Linked DNA regions of Mus musculus: region 2 is linked to region 1. A link is a contact called in ENCODE Hi-C or POLR2A ChIA-PET data. All regions are on one chromosome and are shown on one strand. The core of a region is the stretch at or near the end of the contact, and the rest is flanking DNA. Distances in the headings are between cores, read along the strand shown. Region 1 has its middle 13 kb from the start of Gm23132. Region 2 holds the start of Nufip2 (nuclear fragile X mental retardation protein interacting protein 2).

The links. A loop is a pair of places that touch in the nucleus more often than their neighbours do. ChIA-PET counts read pairs that join two places held with the same protein, here RNA polymerase II (POLR2A).
Region 2: a loop to region 1 is called in a map of gastrocnemius, with 2.0 times the contacts of the local background. The contact joins the promoter of Nufip2 here to the enhancer-like site in region 1. A Hi-C loop is called at or near these places in 1 of 37 maps with a recorded cell type or tissue (gastrocnemius). POLR2A ChIA-PET finds 5 or more read pairs at or near these places in 5 of 5 experiments (Patski and embryonic stem cell).

What each region holds. Positions count from the first base shown.
Region 1 is chr11:77,643,967-77,648,380 of GRCm38, reverse strand. It overlaps the pseudogene Gm12733. Among named protein-coding and RNA genes, the nearest start is that of Gm23132, 13 kb to the left of the region's middle. Within about 2 kb of position 2,678, at least 1 of the 3 ENCODE cell types and tissues checked has a DNase peak (open chromatin) inside an H3K27ac peak, as active enhancers do; it is gastrocnemius, where a contact is called at or near this core.
Region 2 is chr11:77,683,939-77,688,352 of GRCm38, reverse strand. Nufip2 (nuclear fragile X mental retardation protein interacting protein 2) reads right to left here and starts at 2,214. Exons shown (of 4, transcript NM_001024205.2): 1 at 1,846-2,214. The coding sequence starts at 2,125.

The sequences.
Region 1 (4,414 bases), core at 1,429-3,928:
TTTCTTTTTTCTTTTTTTTTTTTTTTTTTTTTTTTTTTTGGTTTTTCAAGACAGGATTTCTCTGGCTGTTCAGGAACTCACTCTGTAGACCAGGCTGGCCTCAAACTCAGAGATGTGCCGGCTCTAGCTTCCCAAGTGCTGGAATTAAAGGTGTGTGTCACTACCACTGGGTTCCTGTTGTTTCTTGAATACTACCTTTCTTAGTTATTTATTTGTTTGTGTGTTTGTTTGTTTATTTGACACAATAAGATGTCCTAAGTGTACTGTACTTCCCAAAATCCATCCTAGAAATACGGTGCTTCTCCTCAGTGTCTCTGATAGTATTGTTCCCAGAGATTTCAGTTTAGAAACACATGGCCACTATAAGAATGCTGTAAGCAGTTCTGTTTCCAGGTGATCTAGGAACTAAAGACTCTGTATCTAAATAGCCTGAATCCATACATCTTCCTAAATTCTTGCACTGAAGCCTAATGCCTAGAGTCATTGAGAGGTGGAGCCTTAGGGAGATTCCTATGTTTTTGAGGGTGGAGCCTTTCATAAATGGAATTTCTGTCTTTAAAGGTAGTGCATGTCTTTAATCCCAGCACTCGGGAGGCAGAGGCAGGTGAATTTCTGAGTTCAAGGCTAGCCTAGTCTACAGAGCTAGTTTGAGGATAGCCAGGGCTACACAGAAACCATCTCTCTAAAACCAAATCTACCAATCAATCAACCAATAGATAAATAAATAAATAAATAAATAATAAGAAAGTAAGTAAATAAATATAATTAATTACCCAATGGTAAGGTGTTTAGTTATAGTAGCTCAAGCTAAGTCTTTTTTTTTTTTTTAATTTGTTTTTTCAAGACAGGGTTTCTCTGTATAGCCCTGGCTGTCCTGGAACTCACTTTGTAGACCAGGCTGGCCTCCAACTCAGAAATCCTCCTGCCTCTGCCTCCCAAGTGCTGGGATTAAAGGCGTGCACCACCATGCCCGGCCAAGCTAAGCCTTATATTGGGGGAGAGGAGAGGTGCTGCTCCAGTTTGAATTCAGAACCTTGTGTGTGCTAGACCCTGCCTATCTCTCTTCTGCCCAGCTATTGGCTATAGGTGTCTTTAAAGGCAGGGCATAGCAGTACATACATGCATGGCTGTGATCTCAGCAGAGGGTGAGGCAGAGGCTGGAGGATTACAGAAAATTCAAGGCCAGCTTGGTCTACAGAGCAAGCTTCAAGACAGCCAGGGCTACCCAAAAGGAGTAACAAATTGTCTTTCTTTACTTTCATTGTTACAAAATGTCAGCACTTCAGTTCTTGTATTAGACAGACCTCTATTGAGATGCCAGTCTGTGGCTGCTGGCTCTGACACCTTGAACCAGTCTTCCGTTACCATATCTGGAGCACTGAAGCTCATGAGCTATGGAGTACAAAAGCCTTGCCTTGAGCCCTGCTCCTGGGGCTGTAGATTTGAGCAACCCATTTATCCCCTCCGTCTCCCCAATAAAACAGAGACACTTATCCTGGGAAATGCTCGTCACGTTCTCAGCACAGTGCTCTGGCACACGTCCTGTGTTCAGTTAGTGAACCCTGTGCCCAGCTTTTCAGTTTTGGCTGTGACAGCTTAGGTGGGAATGCAGAGTCTGAACAGCAACTGGCATAAAGTACATGCTCGGCAAACACTGGCTGTGTCACCTCTTAGGGATGTTGAGAGGGAGAGGTGGCACTGGGGAGTCTGATGCTCTAATCATTATTGCTCCATCCTGATAGGGCCACGTCTCTCCCTGAGTTTCAGAGGATTTTGAGTACACTGTTTATAATCTGCAAGCCAATGTCCATGTTATATTTAAGCCACTTACACCTCTCTTAACCTCTATCGTCCTCACTTAAGTAAGTGCCAGGATGCCTCCGGAGGCAGAAACTGAGCTTTTAAACCGAGATCCAGCTTGAAGCTGCTCCTCTGATCCTAAGGTCCTGCTTCTGAAATTGCTGCCACCACGGTCTTCCCAGAGGTGCAGCTGGATTTGGATGGAAGAAAAGGAAAAGGGAAAAGAAGGGAAAAGGAACAGTTCTACTCTCCTTCAAGATCAACGCCAAAGATGATGTCTGTGTAGGAAAAGACTTCTTCTAAAGGAGGGGCAGTGGAAAAGGCAGTGACCAACTGCTATGGCAACTGGAGATTTTGCAAATGAATTCTTCAGCAAAGTTTTGTTCCTCAGACAAAGTGAGCAGTCTCCCCGTTCGCTGCTCTTGCCCTCTTCCCCGCCCCCTCTCTTTTGGTGTCCACTCATTTCTTCTATACCTGGGAGCAAAAGGAAAGAACTCATTTCTGAGATATTTTTTTTTCTCTGAAAATAAAATTTAGCAACATATTGTTTATAGAATGAGGAAGGACATGTTCCATTGTGTATCGGGATCTCTGTCCTTCTTCAGGCATTTCTGAGAGATATAGTAAGCCAGTCCTGATACTCAAAGCAATACTGGCTTGCTAACAATTTGCTAAGTCACCAAATCTTTCAAAACTTCTCCTTCCCTGGGTGCACCTGGGAGCACTGCGGTAAATTATAGGAAATATGGGCACAATTTGGGTCATGGGTATTCTTATTCAACTGACCCACTTTGGACCCAGTCTAGGCTCTCACTGGCCTGCTGTGCCTTAGCCAAGCAAGTCTGTGTGTTCCTGGCACACACACTCTGTGCTTGGCTCTTGCAGTTCTCTCTGTCTCAAATGCCCTCTCCCCTTGTCTCTAAGTCCTCCCGGCACTTTACCCAGTCCTCACCTAGCTCCCTGCAGGTCCAAGTCAAACCCTCTTCCAGCAGTCTTCTCGATTTCCATCACTGGCAGAGATCTCGCTCTTCTTGGCTGTTTTCTTTTCTGGCAACTGTAGTTGTTTACCTGTGTCTTTCTGTCTCATCCCTCTCCAGAACTGATGAAGCACAGATCCTGTATTCTCCTTTATTTCCTACAGCTCTCCAAAGTAGAAATGGCTCTGTATCTTCCCAACCAAATCCTAACCTGTAAGCACTTTGAGATCAAGAGACAACTCTCATCATCCTCCATCTCCCCTTTTTATTATATTTTAGCTGTCTGTCTGTCTGTCTGTCTACTCTGTGTGTGTGCCCATGTACAAATGATCACAATTCCACTCAATGGTGTGTGTGTAGAACAAAGTACAACTGTGGAGTCATCCATTCCTTCTCTGGGGATCAAATACAGATCAGCAGTCTTGGTGGCAAGCTCCTCTGCCCTCTAAGCCATTTCATTGGCCCTCAAGAATCATTTCTTGTTCCTTATTATATTCCCAGCATCTAGTTCATTGATTGGTATATAGTTGATGCTCCAAAAGTATCTGTCTCCTCTTCCTCCTCCTCCTTCTCCTCCTCTTCCGGAAAACACCAAATGACTGATGAGGGCCATTTGGACAGCGGGAGGACCCGAGGGCCCAGGATTAGGAGGCCAAGGCAGCTTCCACGGAGGATTCAGCAGCGGTCTTAGAGGGCCGCAGTCATGGTTGAGGCCTTGGGGCTTGTGGAGGTAAAGCTGAAGACAAGGAGTGGTTCCTTGTCACCAAGCTGGGCTGCCTGGCCTGCCTGGTTAAGGACATGAAGGTCAAACCCTTGGAGGAGATCTACCTGTTCTCCCTGCCCATTAAGGAGTCTGAGATTATTGACTTTTTCCTGGGTGCATCCCTAAAGGATAAAGTTGCGAAAATCAAGCTAGTGCAGAAGCAGACTCGCGCTGGCCAGCAGACCAGGTTCAAGGCTTTCATTGCTATTGGGGACTACAATGGTCACATTGGTCTTGGTGTTAAGTGCTCCAAGGAGGTTGCCACTGGCATCCGAGGGGCCATCATCTAGGCCAAGCTTTCCATTGTCTCTGTGTGGAGAGGCTACTGGGGGAACAAGATTGGCAAGCCCCACACTGTTCCATGCAAGGTGACAGACAGCTGTGACTACTGGTGCGTTTTATCCCTGCCCCCAGGAGTCACTGGCATTGTCTCTGCTCCTGTGCCCAAGAAGCTACTGATGATGACCGGTATAGATGACTGCTACACTTCAGCCAGGGGTTGCACTGCCACCCTGGGCAACTTTGTCAAGGCCACCTTTGATGCCACTTCCAAGAACTATAGCTACCTGACCCCTGACCTCTGAAAAGAGACCCTGTTCACCATATCTCTTATCAGGAACTCACTGGTCATCTTGTGAAAACCCACACCAGAGTCTCTGTTCAGAGGACCCAGGTTCCAGCTGTGGCTACTACATAAGGTTTTTTTTTTTTTGGGGGGGGGGGGTTCGAGACAGGGTTTCTCTGTAAAGCCCTGGCTGTCCTGGAACTCACTTTGTAGATCAGGCTGGCCTCAAACTCAGAAATCCACCTGCCTCTGCCTCCTGAGTGCTGGGATCAAAGGCATATGCCACCACGCTTGGCTACATAAGGGTTT
Region 2 (4,414 bases), core at 965-3,464, 40 kb before region 1:
AGTTTTTCACCAGTAACTTACTTGTATTACTTGAAAGACTAAGTTTAACACTTCTTTCTTCATTCCCTTTTCAGTTAAAAACAAAACAAAACAAAACAAAACGTGTGAATATATAAACTTTGATGCTTATTTTAAGTAGCTCAAGGCTCCACATTTAATGTTAAATAATACTCAGTTAGGGGATGGAAGTCGGTTTTAAAATGCACCAAAACGCCTCTTAACCACCAAAAAGGTCTTGTCCAAGGTAAAGGGCTGGTGACAACCACATGGACAAGTCACTTCCAGTTCATAGTTAAAGAAACAGGAAAGCCAAAACTGCCCGTGTTGTCCCACCCATTAGAGCATCGGATTAATCCCTCCCACAAAGTCACTACCCAGCTCAGAAGTTTAGGTGTTCGGTGGAAAACGAATGGAACAAAGTTTGAGAGGTTGTTCCCCAACCCCCCCCCATTTTTTTTTTTTTTTTTTGGGTAGGAAATGCGCTGCTATAAAGAAAAAAGGCCTAAGTGAAAAAGCCTCCGAGGCGGAGTCGTGAGCGAACCTGGCAGGAGATGAGATTCCTGTGGCAGAGAAACTCGTGACCCGGGAGCTTGGTTCCCGCTGGGTACCCCACCCGGCCTCAGGCACCGCCTCTCCCCAAAACGAATCCCCCTCGCCCCTCGCAGGCCAGCGGAACGCTACGGCCACGGCCGCCGCCCGGGCCTCCTTCCCCCTTCAAGCTCCTCTTCAAGGCCCGCTCCCCGCCCGCGCCTCCCGCCGCACCCGGGAGCGGGAAACGCGGCCGTCGGGCGCGCGGGGCCACGGTGCAGGCCGCTCCCCTCGTGGCCGCTTCCCTCCCCCACCCCAACCGCCCCCGCCCCTCACCCCAGGGACCCGCCCGGGGCCGCGCGGCCGCCACCGGGTTACACAACCCCGGCGCGGCGCGGCGCGGAGGGGGAGGGGCGGCGGGCGGCGGCCGCCCGCAGTGCGGGGGGGACCCGGAAAAGGGCCGCAGAGGGTCCCGGGGCAGCCGGGCCGGCGTGCCGTGTGGCCTTCGGCACCCTTCCCCCTCCGCTCCTCCGCCGGCCGGAGTCGGTGACAGGAATCAGCTTCCAACATGGCGGACAGGAAGCGGCCCCGCGAGGAGGAGAGAACATTCCAGCCTCGCCGGCTCCGAGGCGAGCGGGCCAGGGGCGCCGGCCTGCGGAGAAGCCCTCGCGGACAGACAACGGGGTCCGGACGCGCAAGACGGGCGTTTAGGGGTGGAAATGACCCGAGGGACGATAGGGTCCCCCACACACCCAGACGGCAAACCCCAAGGCCACAGGTGGGCTCGGGGCGGCGGGTGAGCGAGGACGCTTCCTCAACTTAGCCCTCAGCCCCGCTCGTCGCCGCCTGCAAGCGGCTCTCGCGACACCACCCGCATCAGGATGGATTCACTAGGCCTGAATTACATACACCTCGGGGGAATTTTTTATTTTATTTTTTTAGGGCGGCTGAGTTTCACCCCCTTCTTAGGGGCCCCCACATTCAGGCAACTCCAGGGCCCGCACTAGAGGGGAAAAAGAAGATGAAGGCTGGACTTCCAAGGCCGAGGGCACAGCTCTGCCTCCGGCCGGCCGGGGCGGGGACCGAGGAAGGTCACGCCGGCCTGGCTGGGCCTCTCCCATGCTAAAGGGAAGGAGAGGGCGCTGCAATCCCCACCTCGCGGCCCGGCCCGCGCCCGGGAAGAATGGAAGGGGGCATCCCCGGCCCGGCGGGACGCACACCCGGACCGGGTCCGCGCTTTTCCCATCTAGCCCCACCCCCATCGCTTCCCCCCCCTCCAATCCAGTCCCCCTTCCCCCACCGCCCTCCCTCTCAGACCTGTTTTCTTCTTCGGCGTTTCCTGGTGCTGCTGGAGGGTGTGTTTCTGCTCATGTTTCAGCGGCTTGGGCTGGGCCTTGGGGCTGCCCTCGGCTCCATGCTGCAGGTATTGGTGAGGCTGCTGGTGATGGTGGTGGTGGTGGTGGTTGTGGCTGTGGTTGTAGAAATAATAATGGTGGTGGTGGTGCGACTGCTGCTGCTGCTGCTGCTGGGGATGATGGTGCGGATGGTGGTGGCTGTGATGGTGCTGAGGCTGTGGCTGGCCGGGCTTCTCCTCCATTGAAAGCGGCTGGGACTCCCTGGCTGAGGCTGCGGGCTGCTGCACCGTCAGGATCTGAGACTGCTTCTCCGCGCTCGCTCGGTATATCTGAGCGCGTCTCGCCAGCGCACTGGTTAAGCGAGAGGATCTGCGAGATTGGCAGCCGTGCTCCAGCAATGAGGAGCCACGCTGCGCGTCAAGCCCCGCCCCTAGCTCAAATCCTCTTCCCTTCCCCTTCGCCACCGCCGCCTGGCCAACGCCACTTACCCTATGCAACCTCACAGGGCCGGGCCTTCAACGTCAGCATTATGGCTCTCTCTTCTATCGCTTTCTCTCCTTCACCACGCAGTTAGCGAACAGCACTTTCTACACTCCTCACACCGAGCAAGCTGATGTCGAGTGTAGCAGATTCCACTGACGATTCTACTGGCGCTAGGAGCCATCTGTTGGTTTTGCACCTCCTAGAATGTGTTGGGTTGTGAGTGTGTGTGTGTGTGTGTGTGTGTGTGTGTGTTTAATTCTTTTCCGGGTAGCCAGAGAGGAAAGCTCAATTTCCTTAACCCTTAAACCACGAAGGGGGCAATTCAAAAAAGAGGAAATAAATACATTTTTAAGAATACAAGAGCTTCACAACTCGATAGATCGTTTTCGTATTCTGGATTCATTTTGCTTTGTATTCATATGCTAATCTCTTCCTTTCCACGGAGGGATTATAGGGTTCCACAATAGGGTATCTGTGTAATTTTCTAAAAGGGGACAAAGGGCTTAAATCATTGTTTCTTTGTAGTTGAAAGCAAGAGAGAGGGAGGAATGAAAAAAATCTACACTGAAGTTTTTTGGGTGTTTTTGTTGTTTTTTTAATCAAACACTGCAGGTGAGGTCAACTATGGAACCAAAATAGATTTTAGACTAAGACTTTCAAAAGTGAAATAAAGGAGAAAGGAACCCTTTAAAAGTTCTTAAGGTTTGGGTTTTTAAAACATTTTTGTATTAAATTTAAGGAAAACATTGAAATGTAAAGGTGTATTTGCAATTTATGCTGTTAATTTAACCTGTTATGATAGGAAGAAGGTTGTGATAAGCACAGACACGGGGTACCCTCGAAATATATATTTGGGGGACTTGGCTAGGAGTTTTGTTTGTTTTGGACTGGTTTGTTTTTGAAACAGACTATGTAAACCTGATTGGCTTGGAACTACCTAAGTAGAAGTGTCTGGCCAACTAAGAGATTCCCCCTGTTTCTGCCTCATGAATGCTGGGATTAAAGTCCTACACACACCAGCATACCCCAGCCAATGTGCTATTGCTATTACATGAATAATTGCTTTAAAATTCATTAAATTAGATATACATTTGTCTATGTATTATAAGGGATTTTTTTTTTTTTTGGTACAGCCCTGGCTGTCCTGGAACTCACTCCTGTAGACCAGGCTGGCCTCTGCCTTCCAAGTGCTGGGATTAAAGGCATGCCCCACCATCACTGCCCTCCCCCCAAGGGAAAATTTAAATGTAAAGTTTACCATCTTACTTTGTATTTGTTTTGTTGTTTTGTCTTTGTTTGTTTGTTTGTTTGTTTGTTTTTGATCTTCCTCTGTATCTCTGACTGGCCTGTTATTCACTATGTAGCCCAGGCTAGCTTCAAATTGTTTCAGTCCCCCTCACAAATACTGTCATTGCAGGCACTAGAACCTATATCTCTTGAAACCCCATACCTTTTCAATGATAAAGCCCTTAAGGCTGGAGGAATAGGTCAGCTGTTAAAAGCAGCGTTTTCTGCTCTTGCAAAGGACCAGAGTTCAATGCTGAGCACTCACACAGCAGCAGCATGATCATCCATAGCTCTAGTTCTGGGGGCCCAACTTCCCTTCTGAAGTCCAAGGGCACCAGACACACACGTGGTACACATAATTAGGTGTATTTTGTATGTGTGATTTTTTTTTTTATCCCCATGTGTATATGTTCACCATGTGTATGCCTGGTGCCTGCTAAAGTCAGAAGAGCTTTGTCAGGTCCCTTACATGTGGCATTAAGAATGGTTGTGATCCCAGTACTCGGGAGGCAGAGGCAGGCTGATTTCTGAGTTGGAGGCCAGCCTGGTCTACAGAGTGAGTTCCAGGACAGCCAGGGCTACACAGAGAAACCCTGCCTCAAAAAGCAAAGACAAACAAACAAACAAAAAGAATGGTTAGGATCACTGTGTGGGGCTGGGAACTAAACTTGAGTCTTCTGCAAGAGCAACAAGAAGTCTCAGCCACTGAGTCATCTCTTCAGCCCTGTTTTAATTATTCATTTCTGTTTGCTTAGCATTTA